2 separate regions of the Homo sapiens genome follow, and region 1 is linked to region 2. Evidence: chromatin loops called from intact Hi-C (ENCODE). Cell type or tissue: HCT116. All regions are shown on one strand. Each heading gives the region's core, and the rest is flanking DNA. Links, peaks and the distances in the headings are about the cores only.

The links. A loop is a pair of places that touch in the nucleus more often than their neighbours do. Peaks named below come from ENCODE experiments on the same cell type or tissue, not always from the same donor. Only the 100,000 strongest peaks of a DNase experiment are listed, where the experiment ranks them.
Region 1: a loop joins it to region 2, with 4 times the contacts of the local background. A loop is called at or near these places in 12 of 110 quality-filtered maps.

What each region holds. Positions count from the first base shown.
Region 1 is chr2:163,149,754-163,161,086 of GRCh38, forward strand. It overlaps the pseudogene RPL7P61. Among named protein-coding and RNA genes, the nearest start is that of KCNH7, 320 kb to the left of the region's middle. In HCT116, for the core only: a CTCF peak has its summit at 5,732 (motif pointing right); a DNase peak (open chromatin) is centred at 5,758.
Region 2 is chr2:164,710,193-164,721,525 of GRCh38, forward strand. All of the region lies in intron 7 of COBLL1 (cordon-bleu WH2 repeat protein like 1), which reads right to left. Among named protein-coding and RNA genes, the nearest start is that of SNORA70F, 28 kb to the left of the region's middle. RefSeq lists an enhancer at 1,592-1,736 and a cis regulatory region at 1,657-1,670. In HCT116, for the core only: a CTCF peak has its summit at 7,017; a DNase peak (open chromatin) is centred at 6,999.

The DNA.
Region 1 (11,333 bases), core at 1,261-9,260, 1.6 Mb before region 2:
CTCCCAAGATATTGTATATCTTTATAAATACTAATTGTTCTGGTTATTAACCAATTGTGCTCATTATTGGCTGAAAAATCTCAGAATTATTTTTAAATCTACTCTCTACCACAACTTCCACATCTAATAAAGTCTTGTGGAGTAACATCCCTAATGGCTTTTACATCCATATCTCACATGTATTCCTTTCCTTTTTATTCCCAATAGTACTTTTTTTTTAACCTGGAAAACTTGAGATGGCAAGATGGGCCAAGGCATTACAGATGATGGGACTTAGAACTCTGGCCATTGCTCCACACAGCTTCACTTTGAAAGATGCCAGAACTTTAGAGGTGTTTTTAATTTTTCTGTGTTTACATCTATTTTTCAGAAAGTTGGGCTTTGTCACATTGTGGCTTCTATATCTAGAATAACAAATTCATAAATAAAATAGTGATGTAAGAAACTCCTTTTAACTGAGAGTTTCATAAGAAAATGCAAGCTCACTATTCATGTACATGTAAACAGCTGATAAAATATTGTATAAGTTAGTGAGAAGTGAGTTTCTTATATTTCCATTTTAAATTCTGCCATGAGATTTGTGTCCTCAACTGACAAAATGAAGAGTTACTATTAATATATACTGCTTTTCACATAATAGTGTATTGACTTTTCTTAAGCTAACCACTACCTATTTTTCCACTCTCATCTTTCTTGAATCCCCTATGTACCACCTATAATTAAGATGAACAGTACTAGTTCACATTTCCTGTACTTTATTGTCTCTATGGTTTGCTCATGCTGTTCCCATGCCTGAAATGCACACTTTGACCAACCAAATATATTTCTGGCTTTGGCTTTTGAGATTTCTGAGGCTTCCATTATGTCCCCAGCATCAGGATTATTTACCAAAACTGAATCTATTCTGTGACTTAAAGAAATCTGATCCTCAACTGTGTCTTCTTCTTATTAAATTTCTGTTTTGATTTCTTAATTTCTGTTATTGTATTTTTTATAACTAGTATTTATATTTACTTTTTAATAGTTTCTAGTTTTCTTCTGATATGTTATATATTGTTCTACAATTTCATGACAACTTGATTATAATAATATTCTCCGTTTCTATATTCTAGAAATTTTTCCTTGATGTTCAAAAATGTATTTTCTTTTCCATTATCTATAGTAATTTTTATTTAATGCCAAACATTGTATATGAAAAATGTTCTCTTGCTATGGATGATATTATATTCTTCCAAAGAGGGTGTAATTTTGCTTCTGGCAGGCTAGGTTAGGGATGAATTAATTAACAGTTAACCCTAGCAGTATGCAGATTTTGTGAGTTGTGACGGATGACTTACATCTTTCACTCATATTCCTAAGTTGTAATTCTTCAAGGTTTCAAGGTTTTCTTTTTCTTTTTTTCTTTTTTTTTTTGAGATGGAGTCTCACTCTGTCACCCAGGCTAGAGTGCAGTGGCACAATCTCGGCTCACTGCAAACTCCACCTCCCGGGTTTATGCCATTCTCCTGCCTCAGCCTCCCAAGTAGCTGGGACTACAAGTGCCTGCCACCAAGCCTGGCTAATTTTTTTGTATTTTTAGTAGAGACGGGGTTTCATCATGTATTAGCCAAGATGGTCTTAGTCTCCTGACCTGATGATCTGCCCGCCTCGGCCTCCCAAAGTGTTGGGATTACAGGCATGAGCCACCGTGCTCGGCCCAAGGTTTTTAACTGAGAGCCTGAGGTATTTGCCCAAAATCCTCCTCCTTGTTCACTTTGAACAATTATTTTGTCCCATCACCCTCATAAAATGGCCAGAAGCTCTGCCCAATTTCTCAGGCGTTAAGCTGCCATTTGCTTACCACCTTTCCAGTCTACCAGATACTACATGTTAATTGGCAAATGCCTCAAGAGGAAAAAATGCAATAAATGTTGGGCTCACCTCAGTGTGTTTTCCTTTAGTCCTTGATGTTTAAAACTTTCCTAAACCTAAATATGTCTAGACGATTGGCCTATCTATGTCAACCTAGTCTGACTTAACAGAAGTAGAAAAATAATTGGCAGCTTCTTGAGGACAGATTTCATGTATGCCTGCAAGTCTCCACTCTAACACAGTACCTTGCAGATGCCAACAAATGATTTAGAATGCTGTTCTACAGTAATAAATACCCATTTGTTAATTAACACTTTTCTCATTGAAATGTTAATTCAATATTACACAACCACTGTAATGAGAGAAATAATGCAAAGAAATATAACCAATTTATTAGCTCTCCCTAATTACTTTCCTCTTTCCATACAAACATAATTAAACCAATGTTAGTAGCCTTTGTATTTTCTCTTAGCCTATGCCCACACAAAATCGTATAAGTGTATATACATATACAGAATTTTGGTTTGTTTGTTTGTTTTAACAAAAATGGATCATTTTTTTCTCACTTGCTTTTTTTTTTTTCAATCTGAGAGCAGGTACTGTTTTATTAACTCACCAGATTAGAAAAATAATCGTGGTAGACACCTTAGTTCATTCTTCTGATAAGCCTGTTGATCTGTTCCTCCCTGTTGCCAGGATCATCACTTTCTACTAAATAAGCTGTCTTTTTTTTTTTTTTCATTCCACCTCATGGAGAGGATAATTTGAAGGGCCACAGGAAGTTGTCTGCTTCTTAAAGCATTTTCCAACAGTATAGATCTCATGAATCAGATCCTCCATGAAGATGATGCCAAGAGATCGAGCAATCAGTGTTACCTGTCAAAGCAATTTGCTTCTTATTGATTTTGCAATAACCATCCTTGTAGATAAGTTCATTTACTGACTTCAGATTTGGGTACCCCCATGTAATATATGGTCCTACAATCCTCAGAATGTTAAACGAAGCCTTGTTGAGCTTCATAAAGGTTCCACTGAAGATTTGATGAAGGTGAAGAAGCTGCAACACCTTTCGGATCTTTGGGCTCACATCACTGATACCTCCGATCCTGATGACAAACATCGTTTTGGGTTCTGCATGCAGGTACATAGAAGTTGCCACCTTTTTTTTTTTTTTTTTTTTTAGACGGAGTCTCGCTCTGTTGCCCAGGCTGGAGTGCAGTGGCGCGATCTCGGCTCACTGCAAGCTCCGCCTCCCAGGTTCACGCCATTCTCCTGCCTCAGCCTCCCGAGTATTTGGGACTAGAGGCGCCTGCCACCACGCCCGGCTAATTTTTTGTATTTTTAGTAGAGACGGGCTTTCACCGTGTTTGCCAGGATGGTCTCGATCTCCTGACCTCGTGATCCGCCCGCCTCGGCCTCCCAAAGTGCTGGGATTACAGGTGTGAGCCACTGTGCCCGGCCGAGAAGTTGCCACCTTTTCTTGCCATCCTACCTATCGAATTTCTGTGCTGTACATCTGTCTATATTCCTTGTAATAGTGCTTCTCTTTTTTCACAAATAAGCTTCCTCCTTGCCTTTTGAAGCATCTTTTGGGCAAAATTCTTTCTCAGGTGCTTGATCTTCAGCTCTACGAAATCCCATTGCTTTTTCTTAAGGGTTTCTGGCACAGCAGGAACCTCCTCCTTCTCTTTGACACCCTCCATGGTTTCAGCCATAAAACAGGGTGCTTTTCTTATTTTAAAACATATCCTCTGTTTCCTCCACATTAACAAAAAAGAGATCTGATTCCTTTTTATCATTTTAATACTATCTAATATGAATTATATCAATTTCAACACTCACATTAACCAACCATGTTGTGTTTTGTTGAGACAATGTAAAATTTTTATTTCAGGCTTCTATCAATATATATTTTTTTAATATTGACTCGAATATCTAAAAAATTCTTAAAGTTTATTTCAAAAGTTTAGTTATTTTAGATGGATAGGTAGTCAGGTAGATAGACTAATTGAAGGCTTATAAAATTTGTATCTTCTTTTGGTCACCATCTACTTTGAAATCTCTGTTCTGTTTCAGTTTTCTTTTAATCCAGAGTATTTTTTTGGATATGGTAGATTGGCACTATAATTTATGGATCATTTTTCATCCTCATAGTTTTGCCTTTTCTGGAATGTTATATTGCATCACCCTAGAAAGAAAACTCAAAAGATCTGGAAACCAGAGGTCTGTGTTCAAGCTATCCCTTTGCTAAAGTTCTAATTTGTACTTCCCTTTAATTTATGGATCATCAGTGTGTGTATACATCACAGCTCTCACTCTCAGGACAATTTCCAATGTATTCCATTTAATTATATCTTGATTAATTAGGTATATTTCCCCTCTATAATCCTTCTTCTAAACAATTCCCTGCTATCTAATTAGAGATGCCTAGAAACAGGGCCACCTCTACGGTCAGCAGGACATCAGGCAAATATTTGATACAGGGTCCTTTCTATATCTGCAACATGATTTTAAAATGCCTTATAATACTCATGGGTTTATATTAGGCATAGAGACTTATCATAAAGATGGTTTTTAATAGTGGACAGAAATTAGGCACTTATCAATTTATTTATTTTCCAGTTAGTGCATACAATTATTTTTTATGGTATCCAAACACCATCTCCTTCTATTCAGGTTCATGAATTATTTTGTGTGAGTTGTCAAATGACCATACAGGCTAATTTCATATTTTCCACCTTCAGAAAATAGAGGACATTATTGTTATTAACCACAATGTTGTGGCTTTTTAGAATCTGTTTGTATTAAAACAGTATCTTGCCTCTGCAAAATCTTAATACCATTGACTTAATGCTGGTCACATTACTACTTATGATGGTACATCATTCATTATGCTGCAAATGAATGCTAGTATTCAGTGGCTCTCTAAAAATTATAGCTAAGCATTACTGACAATTTCCCAGAGTATTCAGGAAAATATGAACAATTATTTTCTAGTCATGTTAAGTGTCCTATTGGAATTTTATAGCATAAACTACACATCTTCCACCTACATAGTCCTCATGATACAGTAGATTATAGTCACTGCATTCCTAGAATTTGATGTCTCTCAATGCTGACCATGCTGTTACCTTTCCCACACGGCCACAAGCAGGGAGGATAAGCAAGAGTCCACATGCAGAACAAAAAGAGCATCCCATTTGCCCAAGGTATATACATCCTTGAGTGTCACAGCTTAGTATTAAACTAGGAGAGCATGATGTCACCCATTGATGAAGACAAGAGGTATCTACTGGAGGCCCATTGGCATTGCAAAGTAACAGTCTTGAATGGCCTTAGAGAAGATAAGTATGACCACTTCTAGAAGACTGCCTGACACATAAGACGGAGCCAGTGAAGCAGGTAGAGGGATAGTCACAAACTACAAATATAAGGATACAGATCAGTTCAAAGTAAAATGATTGATAGAAAAAGATATACCATGTAAAAAATAATTGAAAGAAAGTAGTGTAGCTCTATTAATATTAAAGTAAAACTTAAGGAGAATAACTAGAGATTAAAAAAGAGATTTCATAATGATAAAAAGTCAATACAGTTGAAAAATACAACAAAATAAATGTCTATTTAATAAAATATCTTTAAAGAATATTTGAACCATGTGCTTGCAAATAAAATATGTGATTATGGAGTTATCACTGAATATGCCCATAATGTTTTGAAAATAGTGAGCTAACTTTGACCTTTTAAGTACTTGAGAAACACATTTGTCACCCACCTCTCCGCTGGTCTGGTTTCCCATTCCCCGAAGTGAGAACTACCTGCTTGAAATATACTCTGAGGTTATTGACTGTAATTCATGTAATTGCCACCAGATGGTAGTGGTTATCTGCTTAAAGTGTACACTGAACAATTAAAATTTCACAAATGTCAATATCAAGCAAAGGTATGGAGAAAACAACCACTTGCCCTTTAACACCGTAACCTAGTTAGTTGTACAGAATGTTTTATTTTACAAATACTTTAAGGACTTAATATGTCAATCTATTAGGAATCAAGAGGTGATACAACTCTTGCCTTCAAGGAGATTATGAACTAGTGGAACATACTGATGAGTCTACAGGGAATGACAATATTGTGTGATAAGAGCCTTGAGAAAAGAGAAGGATTCTATATAGCATACAAATCTGATCTGACTGAGGTCAAGGCTTTCTGCAAGGCATGGTTCTCTATAATATATGACCACTACCATCTGGTAGAAGCTATTGATTGCAGGCAAAGTATCAAAGAAAATTAATGAATAGTAAGAGTTAGCTGGCAAAATATATGAAAAGAAGAGTACTCCAAAAAGAGAAAAAACAAGTGCAAAGCCCCAGAGGTTTTGTGTGAGTGTGTCTGTGTGTGTGTGTCTGTATGGTACTAAAAATGATTTATGATGGCTGAGCACACAAAAAACAAAAAAATCTCAAATAATTTAATTAAGTTATATGGAAATATAACCTGGAACAATATTTAAAAATTGCGTAAGACCCCAGACCCTGACTATTTTGCAGGTACTTTTTACCAAACATTTAAGGAACGCATACTTACTACTTATCACTCTTTATAAACTTGTTCCAGCAAACAGAAGATGCAAAAAAGGATGATGGAATATCCAACTAATTTCAAGAGACTAGTTAAATTCTATTACAAAGTCAGATGTAAGAAAAAAAAATAAAGCTTATAGATTTAGAATTTCCAGGTTCTGTTCTGGTGCATAAGGAGCTTACAAGTCATTACTGCATCCTAACATATAAAAAGCTGAACAGACTAAAGAAATCAACAACTCATTTTAGATCCATCAGAGAAGTTTGATTACAGAACAAACTACTACCCTCCAAAATTAGCAAGATAAGTACAAAGAGAAAATCACAACTTAATGGCCATAAGCAGAATCCTCCCCTAGAACAAGTACTGGGGTAGGAAAACCTGAACTGTAATTGGTAAGTTGCTTTGGAAGCCTGAAGTAGAGAGCCTGAGAGATAAGTGCTCCAGAAGGACCCGGTCATGGGAAGGTGGGTGATATGGTTTGGGTCTGTGTCCCCGCCCAAATCTCATGTCAAATGGTAATCTCCAAAGTTGTAGGTGGGGCCTGGTGGGAAGTGATTGGATCATGGGGGCTAATTTCCCATTTGGTGCTATTCTTGTGATAGTGAGTGAGTTATCTATTATGAGATCTCATAGTTTAAAAGTGTGTCTCACCTCCCCCCATCTCTCATCTTCCTTCTGCTCTGGCCCTGTGAAGACAAGCCTGCTTCTCCTTTGCCTTCTGCCATAATTGTGTTTCCTGAGGCCTCTGCAGCCATGCTTCCTGTATAGCCTGTGGAAAAGTGAGCCAATTAAACCTCTTTTCTTCATAAATTACCCAGTCTCAGGTAGTTCTTTATAGCTATGTGAGAACAGACTAGTACAGTGGGGGAGGTCATACTTTTATGAGTTTTAACTCTACCAGGTCTCACTGTGAAGATCAGAGCAAAACCCTCTCGGGCTTCTAGAAGGAGAAGGGGAAAACAACCACTTCGAAACACCTCAGAGCATTCAGTTCTCCTTAATAAGGCCTGGCCTCAGGAGAAACTATTTTATCAGAGCCCAAACATTGTGGCTAACTAACATGGTGAAAGAGAAATATCCAACTCCAGCCCCCCTGTAGCAATCCTGTGCTACCAAAACAAGCTAAGAGCGCTTGTGAAATGCGTGGCCAAGGGGCACAGGCTTGCCAAAAGACAGACTCAAAAAATGCTTCCCCTCCCTGCACACCTTACCAGTACATCACTAAAGGTCTGTTCACCAGGGTTACTTTTACCCAATACATCCTGTCTACCTTTTGACAAAAAATTACAAGGCATACTCAAAGGCAAAAACCACAGTTTGAAGCAAGGCAGAGCAACCGTCAGAATCAGACCTAGCTATGGCAGAGAGGTTGGAATTATCAGACCATAGTTATAAAACAACTGTGACTAATATGCTAAAGGATCTCATGGAATAAGTAGACAACCTGCAAGAACAGTTGAGTAATATAAACAGGAATGAAAACTCTAAGAAAGAATAAAAAGAAATGCAAGAGGTCAAAAACATTGTAACAGAAAGAAGAATGCTTTTGATGGGTTCATTAGTAGACCGGCCATGACTGAGAAAAGAATCTCTGGGTTTGAGGATATATCAACAGAACTCCGAAAACTGAAAAAAAAAAAAAAAAAAAAGAGAGAGAGAGAGAGAAAAGAATGAAAAAATCGGAACAGAAATATCCAAACTGTGGGGCAACAAAAGGCGTAACATGCACAAAGTGGGAATACCAAAAAAAGAAGAAAAAGAGAAAGAAACAGAAGAAATGTCTGAAGCAACTGCAAACATGCATTGCTTAATGATGTGAATACATTCTTGGAAGTGCATACAATTTTATCATCATGCAAATACCATAAAAGTATTCTTATATAAACCTAGATGTTATAGTCTACCACATACCTAGGCTGTGTGATATAGCCTATTATACCTAGGCTACAAATCTGTAAAGCAGGTTACTATAATGATTAGGCCATTTAACACAACAGCATTTGTGTAACTAAACATAGAAAAAGTACAGTGAAAATATTGCATAAAAGATAAAAAGTGGTATATCTATATAAGGTACTTATTATGAATGGAGCTGAAAGAACTGGAAGTTGCTCTGGATGAGTCAGTGAGTCATGGTGAGTGAATGTGAAGAAACAGGATATTAGTATACACTACTATAGACTTTATAAACACTACATTTATATTAGGCTACACTAAATTTATTTTAAAAATTATTTCTTTAGTAAGTTAAACTTAGTTTACTGTAACTTTTTTGGTCTGTAAATTTTTTATCTTTTTAAAAAACATTTCAACCCTTATAGGAATGCTTAGGTTAAAACACAAACCCATTGTTTAGCTGTACAAAACAATATTTTCTAATTTAAAAATTTTTAATCTTTAAATTTTTTACTTTTTAAAACTTTTCTTCTTAAAGTTGAAGGCAAAAACATACATATTAGCCTACACAGGAGTAGAATTATCAATGTCACTGTCTTTCACCCCCATACCTTGTCCCATTGGAAGGTCCTCAGGGGAAATAACAGGCATGGAGCTCTCATCTCTTATGATAACAATGCCTTCTTCTAGAATACTTCCTGAAGAACCTGCATGAGGCTATTCTACCATTAACCATTGTTATATAAATAGAAGGAGTGCACACTAAAATAACAATAAAAAGTATAGTATAGTAAGTGCATAAACCAGTAACAAAGTTTATTATTATTATCAGTGTTATCTACTGTACATAATTGTATTGCTATACTCTTAAATGACTGTCAGCTCAGTAGGTTTGTTTACCTCAGTATCAACACAAACAATTGAGTAATGCATTGTACTACAACTTTACTAAGGCTATAGTTTTGGTAGGTAATAGGATTTTTTTCAGCTCCATTATAATTTTATGGGACAATCATCATATATGCAGTTCATCATTGACCAAAATGTCATTATGCAGCACATAACTGTATATTTTTCTCTCTCAGTTCCTTACTCCACAACTAAATTTTAGTCTTTATTCACTACTGTTCTATTCAATGGTCTATTTTTATCTGATAAATTCTTTAACTATTTTGACATATTTTAGCAGTGTTTCAAAGGCAGTCATCTTTATATCTTACTTATTAAAAAATATTTCATGTGCTTTGAAAAAGATCCTTTTCTAATATGTAAGTTGATGTATGTAAGGAATAAATAATAGGTGGTCATTGGTTATTCATTTCATTAACTGCCTTTACTAAAAAGAACACAATTATTTAACTTGACTTCTATTAAATATTTTCCAGAATGTGTGGTCTTTGTACTTCCTGTATCTGTAAAAATATAAGATGTAACATAGCATAACAAATACCATTACCAAAGGTTTAAGAAAAAAAAGAGGGTTAGTTAATTTGAATGACAACAACAAAAAGAGTTTTCAGAGCACCATGACCTTAACAGGAAGCAAATAAGGAGCTTCTGATAATAGTACTCAGTGACACATTTTCCAGTCCTGTTTTTTTCAAAAGTGTTTATTTGGTAATAAAAAAATTTTTTAACCACAAAAGTTAGCTAAAATAAAGGGCTCAGAAAATGAACAGTTCAGATCTTAGGATTAATTGATTAAATGACAACCTGTTACATTTCTTGAAAAACAGAACCTCATTGATTCATCTTATTGGATTAGAACTGACATTAGAACTAACCTGAGCCAGATTACCTGACAATCTTATTGTCCCTTTGTCCACATCACCTTTGCAAAGAACCTTCCTCACACTCAGTCCTGGAGAGGCAACTCTGATTACCAACTCCCAGTTCCCACACCAAAGGCGATTGATGGGGTATGTTTTTGGAATTTCTAGTATATTTTATACTCTTTTTTTGCCTGGCATTCATACTCATCTACACACACTTATAGTATTTCAAATATGTGTCTAAAACAGATTACAACTCTAACTCTACAGACAGCTTCAAATGTATTCATATCAAAGATACAACGCAAAGATTTGAGAAATGAAGGAGCAACATTTCTCAGAGTATACAATCTTCCGGTTATATCCATTCCTTTTCCAATTTTTTTTTGGACTGGATATACTAAAAGGCCTTACTATCAAACTCTTAATTAAAATTCAATCATTCCAGTACAGATGATTGTAATAAACATGATTATTTACAGAAAGAGAATAAAGACAGAAACTCTGGGAAAGAAACCCACATCAGTAATGAGACCAGAATATATCTTATATACTAGAACACAGAATTTAAAGGCATATAAAAAGACCAACAAATTTTCAGGTGCATCCATTTATTCATATCCATTTATTCAGTCACTGTCCTGAAAGTGAATTCCTGGGTCTGCAAATGTGGCTGCTCCAGATTCTGCCTAGTGGGAGTGTTTTTATCTCCAATTTTCTTTGTGGGTACATCCTGGGAAGGGCAGGATACTTTGAGCTACTGATAATCTTTATTTTTTTCTGTACACCAAGCATAGAAAAAGTTTGATTTGAGGGGGAAAATATATCTCTGACGATAAAACATGACATTTTTCTGCATAACTGTAGTAGGTACCTGATTTTATTGATGAGATTCTTTTGGTTGTAACAGAGACACAGAGATGCTGTCTTGGGTAGCTTATCTTGGGATCCTCCCACCATTCGGAGCCATTAGAGCTAAATTTCTAAACTTCTTTTACTTGGCAGCAACCAGACTGTTTGATTTTTCCACTTTTAATGGATGTTGCCTCAGTGCACTGACTGAATAATATGTTCCTGGGGTACCCTTATTTCCTAACATTTAAAAATGTTGTTTAAGTCTCATGACACATTACAAATTCCAAGCCCAGGCTCACAATGATCAGATTCTTTTTTTGCTTGTTTGTTTGTTTGTTTGTTTGTTTTGGATAGTTTACGGTGCACTATCAC
Region 2 (11,333 bases), core at 2,163-10,162:
AAAATGGAAGAACAACTGGGACTTGAGAAAGAGATGTTCTACATCTACTAAAAAACCTTCTCTTGGGGAGGCGCGGTAAAGTCTGCAGGAAAAGAAGGGACATTTAAGTTAGGAGACTTCGATATTTCTAAATAGACTGTAGCCAGGAAAGCACATGTATACACTGGGATTTACAGAGAATATACATATCTAACATGCAAGACTGGAGAGGCTCCAAACCCAGGAATGACTAATGCTAAAAGCAGCCTTACTAAACTGCCACAGCATTTAAGTAATATTTAAGTAATACACATCATGAATTTAGAATGCTGAAAAATTAAATTAAATTAAATTAAAAGGCTGGGAAGACCACTGATCCCTAAGCAGCAGCATTCTTTTTTTTTTTTTTTGGAGACGGAGTTTCGCTCTGTTGCCCAGGCTGGAGTACAGTGGTGCGATCTCAGCTCACTGCAACCTCCGCCTCCCGGGTTCAAGCAGTTCTCTGACTCAGCCTCCCGAGTAGCTGGGATTACAGGCAGCCACCACCATGCCTGGCTAATTTTTTGTATTTTTAGTAGAGATGGGGTTTCACCATCTTGGCCAGGCTGATCTTGAACTCCTGACCTTGTGATCCACCTGCCTCGGCCTCCCAAAGTGCTGAGATTATACGCGTGAGCCACTGTGCCCGGCCAGCAGCAGCATTCTTAAGCTGTATTTTCTTCTGTGCACTTTAGGAGTATGCTCCAAAGAGTCTCCCAATAGTTCTGCTCTTGCATTCATCAGAGCTAAACTACCCACTATTTCTGAATCTGAATTTGTCTAGTTGGAGAGAGGCTTACAGAGAGTTTGCAAGGTAGAAGGCGACCCACTACAATGATTCCCAAAGAAATGGGTTTTGGAGTCAATACAAGCGGTTGAACCAGGAAACATGCCATTTATTGTCTCTGTGACCTTCGGCCTCCTCATTCATGAAAAGGAAAAGTACTAGCACCTATGTCAAAAGGGGCTGGGATACTTAAATGAAATATTATATGTAAAATACATAGCACAGTGCCTAGCATACAATACATGCTTCATAACCATCAGCTGATATTATTACATGCAATTTGTCTGTTTTAAAGTACATGAAAGTGTTCTGCAAATAAAATAAGAATTATAGTTATACAGATGTTGGAGTAAAAAGCATAGGTAAAAGGAGGTATTTAAGATTGTACTCTCTGGTGACTGTGTTGGTAAGAGTCCTATTGGAATCAGTCTCAGTAATAATTAACCTTAAAACTCAACAGTGCCCAATGTTCAGGAACCAATGCTTAGTCTACTGTATAAACATTCATTGTGGGTCTAAAAATCTCCACCTTTGAGTCAACTCAGGTCTCTTCAACATACTTTAAAGGACTTTAATAAAAGTTAAATATTTAACACTACTTTGTTGAATCAGTGATGAATTCATGGATATGTATTATAGTACATACATTTGAAATGTCTCATAAGCAAATTTAATGTGAAAAATTAAAGAACCATTTATAACTGTCTTCAGCTTTTACTACCAACAAACATTTACTTTGTTCAAATTATGACTACATTTTAAAAAGTGGTAGAGATTAAAATTTATTAAGTCTAAAGGCTTTACAAAATGAGAAAACACAGAGGTTTCTACTTACTAGGGGAAACTGCTTTGGTTAATCATTAGAGATGTTCAATTATTTACTTTAGTTAGAGTCACTGATAAGTCTGCTTGCCATTAATGAAAACTGCACTTCTAACAGGAATGCACATCACTGAATTTTATGGTCTGTAAAAAGGAAAATACCACAAGGAGAAACAGAATCTACTAATGAAAGTGGCAAGGTCAGGTTGAAAACCATGCCAGATTGTTAATCCCCCAGAATTCACACCCAGATCAGAATTTCCTGATTCAAAATCCAACTAAATTTAGCTGAAGAAAATAGAATCAAACGGCATTCAAGAGATTTACTGAATACTTGCTCTGTACTAGTTATTAGATCACTTATTAATCATAGTTGAATTATAAAAAGTGGGTCATTGAAATTGACGTATCCTGGATTAAAGAGTTAAATGAAAGAATACATATGGAAAATAAAAACACTCAGGGGATAGAAACATAGAGGCTCAACTTCAATAATGTTAAATGTTTCTAATAGAATCTGTTGGTTCTGTTTATGATTTTCACAGGTGGAAAAGGGTGGGGTTAGTGGAGAGAATGTAAACAATCCCTTGAAATTGTCTTAAAACTCATGTTTTGTTTTTCAAGGGACAGACTCACATTATTCTTCTCCAACCTGGACATTCACAATAAACACTATTAAATAGTATAAAATATCTTATAAATTGACATTAATTTATGGTATTTGCTATTGTGTCCCAATAACTGAACTTTTCATATATCTGAGGGTCAAGTTTTAACTCTTAACTCTTGATGGAAGAATGTTAAAAAATTTTTACAACTTAGACAAGCAAGTCAATTTTAAAGTGTCATTATTATATATATTATTATTACACTATAATAAATGTAATTTAGAAGAATGAGGTCTTGTATTGAATTTGCAAAATAAGCTGTGAGTTTTTATCACAATTAAATCAGTTTTATGGTTGATGTGATAAAATTAGCTCAATCTCACAAGACACAAATAATGTATATAATGATGAGGAAAAAAATCACTAAATCCCAAATAAAAGTCGCCTCATAGAAGTTTTGGTGTCCACTGTTATATGTGTATCTTTTTACACCTGTATATACATGATGCACATAGATACACACACACACGTGCATGCAAATTTTGGCTTGTATTGTATGAAAGCATACTTGCCAGTTTCTTTGTTATATTATTGTGATTTGTAAAAATAAAATGTTATCTTTTGGTGGGGTGGGGGAAGTTTATTTCTGATGTCCTGTATCTCCCTGTGCTACATCCTTTTCCTCTTTGGATGGCACTTCCTCCACACTCCTGAAAATCTAGGGCTTATGCATTCTATTTTCTTATTCTCTATATAAACCTGTTTTAAGATTCTTCACTGATGGCATAGAAAATCTTAGCCTGCCTAGGTTTTGTAGATTAAGAAAAGTCATATAACATCAGAGTGAAGGGGTATAAGGAATAGAGGTGGCATGTCAGATCCCAGACAACTATAATAACGAGAGAAGAAATAGGTCAGCAGTACCAGGGCCTGGAGCTCTTACATCTACACTAGGCCAGCTATCACTATGTGGACAATTTTAATGCTGCTCCTACCAATCTGCTGAAATAAATATTATGAGAGGAAGCAATGAGGTTACAGCTAGGTTCACTTATATGTGATCTAAATACCACCACCAACAGTAACTTGTACCTTTTTGGTTAATAAAATTAAACCCATTCAGGGGATTCTGAGTGGCCAAGCTTGCCACTAGATTTCTCTTAAAGTCATCTACTTTAAAACTCATTATTAGTCAATGGTAACATGGTTACCATGGTTAACAAACTCATTAACCTAAGCATGTCGTCATCAAATATCAAGTCTTTTACCTCTTTTTAGTAATGCAATACCTATGCAATTGTGTTAACTTTTGTGTTACAGTCAGGAGTTTGGGAAGAAAGATGTCAGTCAATGTTTTATTTTGTTATTGTACTTTAAGTTTCTGAAATCCTCAGAGGAGTAATGCCAGGATTAGACACCGTCATCTCGTTAACGTTGATCAAACCAAAACAAGCACGTTCATCTGTTAGAGGCCAATTTTAAAAAATAGCAAAATAGCATAATTTTGTAATACTAGAGTTGGAAGAGACTTTGGGAAATTTAATTACACAATCTTATTCTACAGAGGAGAAAACTAAGTCATAGAGAAGTTCAGCAAAGGTGAAGGAAAAAAAATGACAACGGCAAAGAAGAAGATAATAGACCTATTAGTAGAATTCAGGAGTCTCTCTCTCAGGCCAGGTCAGGACTTCTTCTTTCCAGCCCTTGTCTAGGCACAATAGAAAGAAACACACACACACACACACACACACACATTAAAAAATCCCATGTTATTCCCCTGTAAGTTTTTTCCATTTGTCTTCCTGAGGCAATCCGTGCTTTCATCAACCCTATGATACTCTGATAAAGTATATAAACTAAGTCTTACTCATGATAATCCTCTGCATACAGCATTTAGTAAAAGCCCAATGATGAGGGTCTAGCTCAATGGTACATCTTGGATGAAAAAAAAAAAAAAAAAAACCAGGATGAACCACCAGAAAGCAGAGCTCAGGATCAAGTTTAAAAGACAGGGAATGGTGGTAACCATGATTCCCTGTGATCACAGTGATGAGGATAGAGGTGTTTTTAGCCACAGGGTAGGAGAATGTGAATAATCTAGAAGTTAACCGAGTTTAGGACCTATACCAGAGTGAAGCTACAGTCAATCAAACAAACTGGGGCCAACTCAGTTCATCCAGAAAGGCAATTAAGGCTGGGAGCAGGCTTATCCCAGGGACACCTTAAGGTTATCACTGTGGCTCCAGAAAAGAGGCCTGCTTCTATCTGCCCTGGCCTCTGTTAACACATGCTGGTTACCAGAGAAATGCAAATCTTCCCATGAGGTCACAAACATCACAGAGATAGAGAGGCTAAGTAAACTTCATACTGGTAAAGTAAGCCTCCTAACAGTAATTATTTTCAATACTATTTTATTAACTCAGCATGTTATTTTAGAGAGGTACGACTTTTTACATACTAATAGACAAGAATGAGAAATCCATATTAATTCCACAAATGACCTACTGCTCTTTGAATAATATATTTTTCCTTAAAGTTTAACAACTTATTAATTCCTCATAATTCATAGTTCTTTTAGGCTAAAACTGTCAGAAACCTAAAATGTAATGGCCCAGAGGGTTGTCATAAGGATTAAATAAGTAATGTTCTTAGAGCCTTGTCTGAAACATTAGTAAGCATTATATAAGCATTCACCATTGCTTTTGTTATTGTGATTATGACCCTTTGAAAATCTGATGAAAACTACAGTGGCAAAGTATGTATTATATCTAGGAAAGCCTTAAAAAGGGGAGCAGATTAAATATTATACTGTGTTGGTACATTTCTCTACTGAATGAAACCAGTCATATTTTTGGAAGTATAGACAGCTGTATTCTGTACAGCAAACTGCAAATGCCATGGTAACCACTGTTCCTAGGCAATTGTAGAATTATGCATGGTGGTCCACTTTCTATATAATAAATATAAGAGGAAAATGGAGGGGAAAATAAAATATAACAACCTGTGTAAAAATCTAAAAAGGGGGATGTTTCTTAAACATTGCAAATACATACTCTATTACAACAGAGGGTACAACCTTACATACTCTATGTAAAATAACTAGGATTAAAATTAAGTAAAATAGCAAAATATGTACCTGTACATTTCATAAGTATATGACAATACATCATCTTATCTGCTTATAAACCATGATATATATTAGAATATAAAATTGCATAAAAGATGAATAATGTAAAACATTTAAAAAATTAAGTCAGTTATTTTAAAACTAACACTCTAGGTATTAAATTTCACTTGCATAATACTAGATGGCAAAGAGTTTCCGTTTCTCAATAGTTGAGTGTTTGTCTGAAGCAGGATGCAAAATGAGATAAAATAAAATGCCCAGTGAAGATCATTTCTTACAGTGTTTCCAGCCACAATGTAATATCCCAGAGAAAATGATGTGCCATCCCCGTAGCCAGGAGAAAAATTGATTGCTGTTGTATATCCATCATTCCAAGCAGCAGTCACACCAAATGTGCCAAATGAAAAATTCTCCAAAAGGTTCTGTGAATTCTATGGGTCAAGATTACCAAATACTTTTCCCTGACTCTTCTTCCACTTATTCAAATGTAAAATCAGCTTATGAGGCTAATTTGTCAATAAGACCAGAACATCCTTTGGCCATTGATTTTATTAAATGTGCTCTTCATAAACTCTTGGTCAGCAGATACGGTGCAGAAACTAGATTTCTGAACTTAGATTTATCTGAGAATTCTAAGTCACTTTCAATTTAAGTCAATGTAATCGAATTTCTGACTTCCCATTTCACAAATGACAATCTTATCGTAAATAACTGTGTACATTTTATATAAGAATATATGTTATATGGTTCATATAAATAAAGCATGATCTATTATATGTCTTGTTGCACAAATGGCATTTCAAATCATCAGGAAAAATCATATTTAAAAAATGCTCAAAAACTACCAAGAAATACTGCCAGAAAATTTCTAATGGGAAAGTTTTCTTTTCAAATGAACATTTTCATAGAAGATGATATATTCACCTTCATAGGAAAAATGACATGAGACTTGAAATAATGTGAAAGAGGGTACATAGAAATTTAGGGATTTGAAAGGATACTGCAGCAATAATAGTAAAATATGTGTTCTTCAAAATGTATTCTTTAGATGGAAAAAATAATTTTAGATGCAGAAATATTCTAAGAAAGCTTGGGTTAAATCATTTGCTAACTTGGATCTTTGCTATCTCGGCTAACTTTGAATAGTCTTTGGAAACTGCACAGTTAGTTTGTCAAAATTAGCTCAGCAAATCAACAGCCTTTTATGTGAGCATTTTCAGTATAAGCTCTAAAAAAACACCATCCATATACTTTAATTTGCTAATATTGAGAAATATCTTAGAAGAATGAGGCAAATTATTAAATATAGACAGCCAAAAAATATAAAATAAATGTGGTTGACAAAATTTTTCCTAAGCTACAGATTTACTGACATCAGTAAACCTTGACTAAGGCAAACATAGTTTCTGTGGCTCTTAAAAGAACAAGAAAATGCATTAAAAACTCAAAATGAATAAAATTGCTAATTATAAATCCCTTTGTCATGTGTTACTGACATTTATCTCTCTAGCTTTATTTACCCGCATGAATAAGCATTTTCTACTTCTCATGCAATGTAACTATTTCCAATATTTTCTTTCTGCTTTATTAAAATGTGCTTTGGAGAAAAAAAATGGAAAAATTAGAATACTGTACTTCTGTCAAACAGCGCACCCTTGTGGTTTATTTTGTATCCTGAACAATAAAAATTAAATAAAAGTGTCTAAAATTCACATACTTAGAACCAATTTGGTCATACATATTTTTCTTCCAAGTTATGTTTTCCTCAACATGCTATCATTTTCAATCACTAAAAATAGTGATATTTTACATTTTCAAATTGAAAACTAAATTGTTAAAATAGATACAAACGTTTATAGTGATAATGACCATCTTTGATTTTAAATTTAAAACAAGCAAGCAGTGAAATAAGTATGATTCACTTGTACGTTCATATGTTTTGCTGAATTTCCTGAATATTTGCATCTGGCTATATAAACCACATTTTTACTATTTTAAAATTCATTATTATTTTTTAAAGACACAGTCTCACCCTGTCACCCAGGCCGGAGTGCAGTGGTGAGATCACAGCTCATTGCAGCTTTGAATTCCTGTGCTCAAGTGATCCTCCCACCTCAGCCTCCTGAGTAGCTGGGACTGCAGGCACACACCAACATGCCTGGCTGATTTATTTTATTTTATTATTTTTTGTAGAGGCAGGGGTCTTACTTTGTGGCCCAGGTTGGTCTTGAACTCCCGGCTTTTAAGTGATCCTCCTACCTCGGCCTCCCAAAGTGCTGGGATTATAGGCATGAGCCATCAAGCCTGGGCTATAAACAATTTTAATTCAAGGATCAATTATATTTATATGCATTATGCAATGTACAGTATAGTTTAGTTGGACCTTAAGTTTTCAATATAACCTTATCTAAATTCTGGCTTTTCTATAAAAGCTTAAGAAATATATTGCTAAAAATTACATGGTCCAATTACCATAAAAGTAAATGTAAGCAATCTTTAAGTTAACCACGTACTTCTGAAAATTTACCAGATATATGAATGACATACTAAAATTTTACGATATAAGTGTGACACATTCTCATTGTATATACTATACCTGGCTATGAAAGCAGTGATTAATGTTTACTTATCAATTCTCTTGAACACCTACCATGTTACAGAATTTTGCTGGAGAACACAATTCCTGCCTTCTGGGTGGGGAAAAGAAAAAGGTAAAATTTAACAATGCTGCAAGCATTAAGCCATAATACAACCCTAAAGTTTATCTTTAGAGGATGAGGTAAGTAAGTCATGTTATACCCATCAATTTAATATTATTCAATCCTTCGAAAAGGGAAGCCCTTTATGAACTGCTAAGAATATCCAGAATAAATAATTCCATACCAAGAAGTAAAGTATAACATGCATGTAGTATATGGCCACCTGAGGAAAAAAAATATTTAGCATGAATATTGGTTTTAATATGCATACATTATCTCTGGAAAGACACACAAGAAACTGTTAACAGTGGTTGCCTCTGGGCAGGAGAACTTGGTGGGGGATAGGGAAGGAGAATTTTTACTGTATTCCTCTTTTTATCTTTAGAATAACATATAAAACCTATACATAATGCAAATTAAGAGAAAATAAAAAGGGACAAGAGGAACAAATTCAGAGAAGGTAAAGATTATTCTGCGCTGGCATCTTCAGAAAACTCTCCATGAATCTGATAAAAGAATGGACATCCTTTGGATGGGTAAGTAGAAATGAAGAAGATGGAAGTGGGGCCATTCCATTCTGAAAAGATACAGAACACAGGATTTTTGCATCAGCAACAATAAGTCAAATCTTCTGGTTAGAGATAGAAGTATCCTATCCTATCAATGAGGAGGCATTAAAAAGTTTAAAAGTAAAATTGTAATCATTCTGTAGAGGATCTTGGATGCCCAGAAAAATGACAACAAGCTATGCAAAATTTCTGAACTGAGAAGTGATAATTAAGAAATACAAATGCAGCAGCTTGCCACGTTGAGAATTTCAAAGACACATTAAGTACTGGTTTTCTCTTTATACTCTGTCCTGGATTTCTCTACAAAAGATGTCAGCAGAGGGAATAAAAGACATCATGAAGGGAGACTGAATGAAGGATTTGTCTCTAATTAGATGTAAAAAGAAAAAAAAACAAAGATGAACTTGAGCTTTTCAGTCTGGTGAAAAACAATGATTCGGATCTTAAATACGTCTTCCAGGTAGTCATGAGTCAATAGCAACTGTGAATTCAAATTGCAACTGGAAGAATACCGAGACTGGAATTACGAAGTTGATGTACAGTTTCCTAGGGCTGCCCTAACAAATTACTGTGACTGGGTGGCTAAAAACAACACAAATGTATTCTTCCACAGTTCTGAAATACAGAAATCTGAAATCAAGGTGTTGGCGGAGTCATGCTCCCTTTGAAGGCATTAGGGAGAACCCTCCCTTGCCTCTTCCAGCTTCCACTGACTCCTGGTAATGGTTCGCTGTGGCAGCATAATGCCAATTTCTGCCTGTCTTCACACGACCTTCTCTGTGTCTCTCTGCCTGTGTGTCTCCTCTTCTTATAAGGATACCTGCCACTGGATTTGAGCCCACCTCAAATCCAATATGAGTTCATTTCTAGATCCTTAAGTACATCTGCAAAAATTCTATTTCTAAATAAGGTCAGAATCACAGGTTTTGGAAGGGTTAGAGCTCAGACATACCTTTTGCAAGGAACATATTCAAACCACTACAGTTGAGAACCATCAGCCCACAAACTCAAAAAAGAAGAGATGTCTTCTCTGAATAAGTGCAGAAATATAGACCAAGACCATGGATTTAGTACCTCCAAATTTAGAAAATGAATAAAAGAAACAGTGACAAGAAAAAAAAAATAGAAGAGGGCTGAGATATAAGAAGAGGTTCAAGACCAAGGAAGAAAAAGACAAATCAAGACCAAGGGGGTAATTAACCACATCAAATATATCAAGAAGTTAGTTGCAGAGATGCCTAGGAAGGTATGAATTTTTGTGTGCACTACAGCTTTATCACTAAGAATTTTTGCAATGAATAAATAAAAAATGGTTCTTCAGCTTCTCTAGGGAAAGACAAATAAGTCTGGGTCCTACTGAACAATACATCAAAGAACTATCCAGATGTCCAGATCAAAAGAAAAAATAATTAGAAAATTGTATAAAGATGTGTAGTTTGCCAAAGGCAACATACTAAAAAAAAAAAGATTACTTAACACAGGGGCAGCAACTGGTCACAGAGCAGAGGGAGAGAATCAAAAGAAATAGCTTTCAGTGAGGTCACTGGTGGCACAGCCCAGAATTTTAAGAAACAGACTATTAGAAAGACAACATAGACCTCTTGGGGAGCCAAGTACAAAGGAAGTTTACTGAAATAGATTGGATGAGGACAGCTGGAATAAAGATTTGTGAGCATGGGCTAAAGTATATTTCTATATATATTAATATATGCAAAAAGGTAGCTACTCAAGAGTATAATTTACACTCTTCTATGATACAACAACCCTAAAAATGCTACTTCTTATTGTGAATAAATTTAAAAGGGCTACAAGCACAAAATAAAGTCTTTGGGACCCTGACTTGACCCCTGCTTACCATGCTTAATTTCAGTCTCTGTTTCTTGCTCATGTCCAGGCAAGCCATCGTGTTCACATTCCTGCGTCTCTTAACAGGGTTCCTTGGCCTAATGCACTCCCACACATATTTTAAGAGTGAACTCAAGAATCATCTCTCCGTGAAGATTCTCCCAACTCTCAAGCAGTTACCCTGCAAATTCTTTGTCAGTATGTGACTCTATAACTTGACAAAAACATTATCCTCCTGATTTGTGAGATTGGATGAGATTTTATAAGATGAGATTTTATACCACAAATACTAAATTAGACAAGAAAGTCTTCATAGAAATAAGAAACTTAATAGATAATTTTCCAAGTACTGAGGTTAAGCATTTTCAAAATTCATTTCTATCTCTTTGAGTTGCATGTATGATAGCCTATAAACTACATTTTAAAACTATGGTTAATTTTTTTTAAGTAAAGGAAGCACAGAAATGTGTACCAGGTGCTTGGGAAGAGTTAATTTACTTTAGCATTGCATTTACTAAGCCCCCAAGGGGGAAACAAAATCTTTCAACTAGACACAAGAAAACTTCTCAGTGTCTCAATTATCTCCAAATAAAATCTGCTCTCAAAGTTACTTAAATCATTCTTTCTGATTACCAGCAACAATATATACAGTCTCATCTTCAATCATATATACCTAAAAATTCATTTATTTTTCACATGGATAAAGCAAGGAATATGCAGATTGTTTAGTCATGAAAAGTAGTTTGCAAATGGATCTCCACAAAATGGCAAACTCAGGGAAAATTTGAGATTAAAGGTGTGTAATAGTAAGAAACTTTGAGAAAAAGGTACACATAGAACTGTGCTTTGAAGATAAGG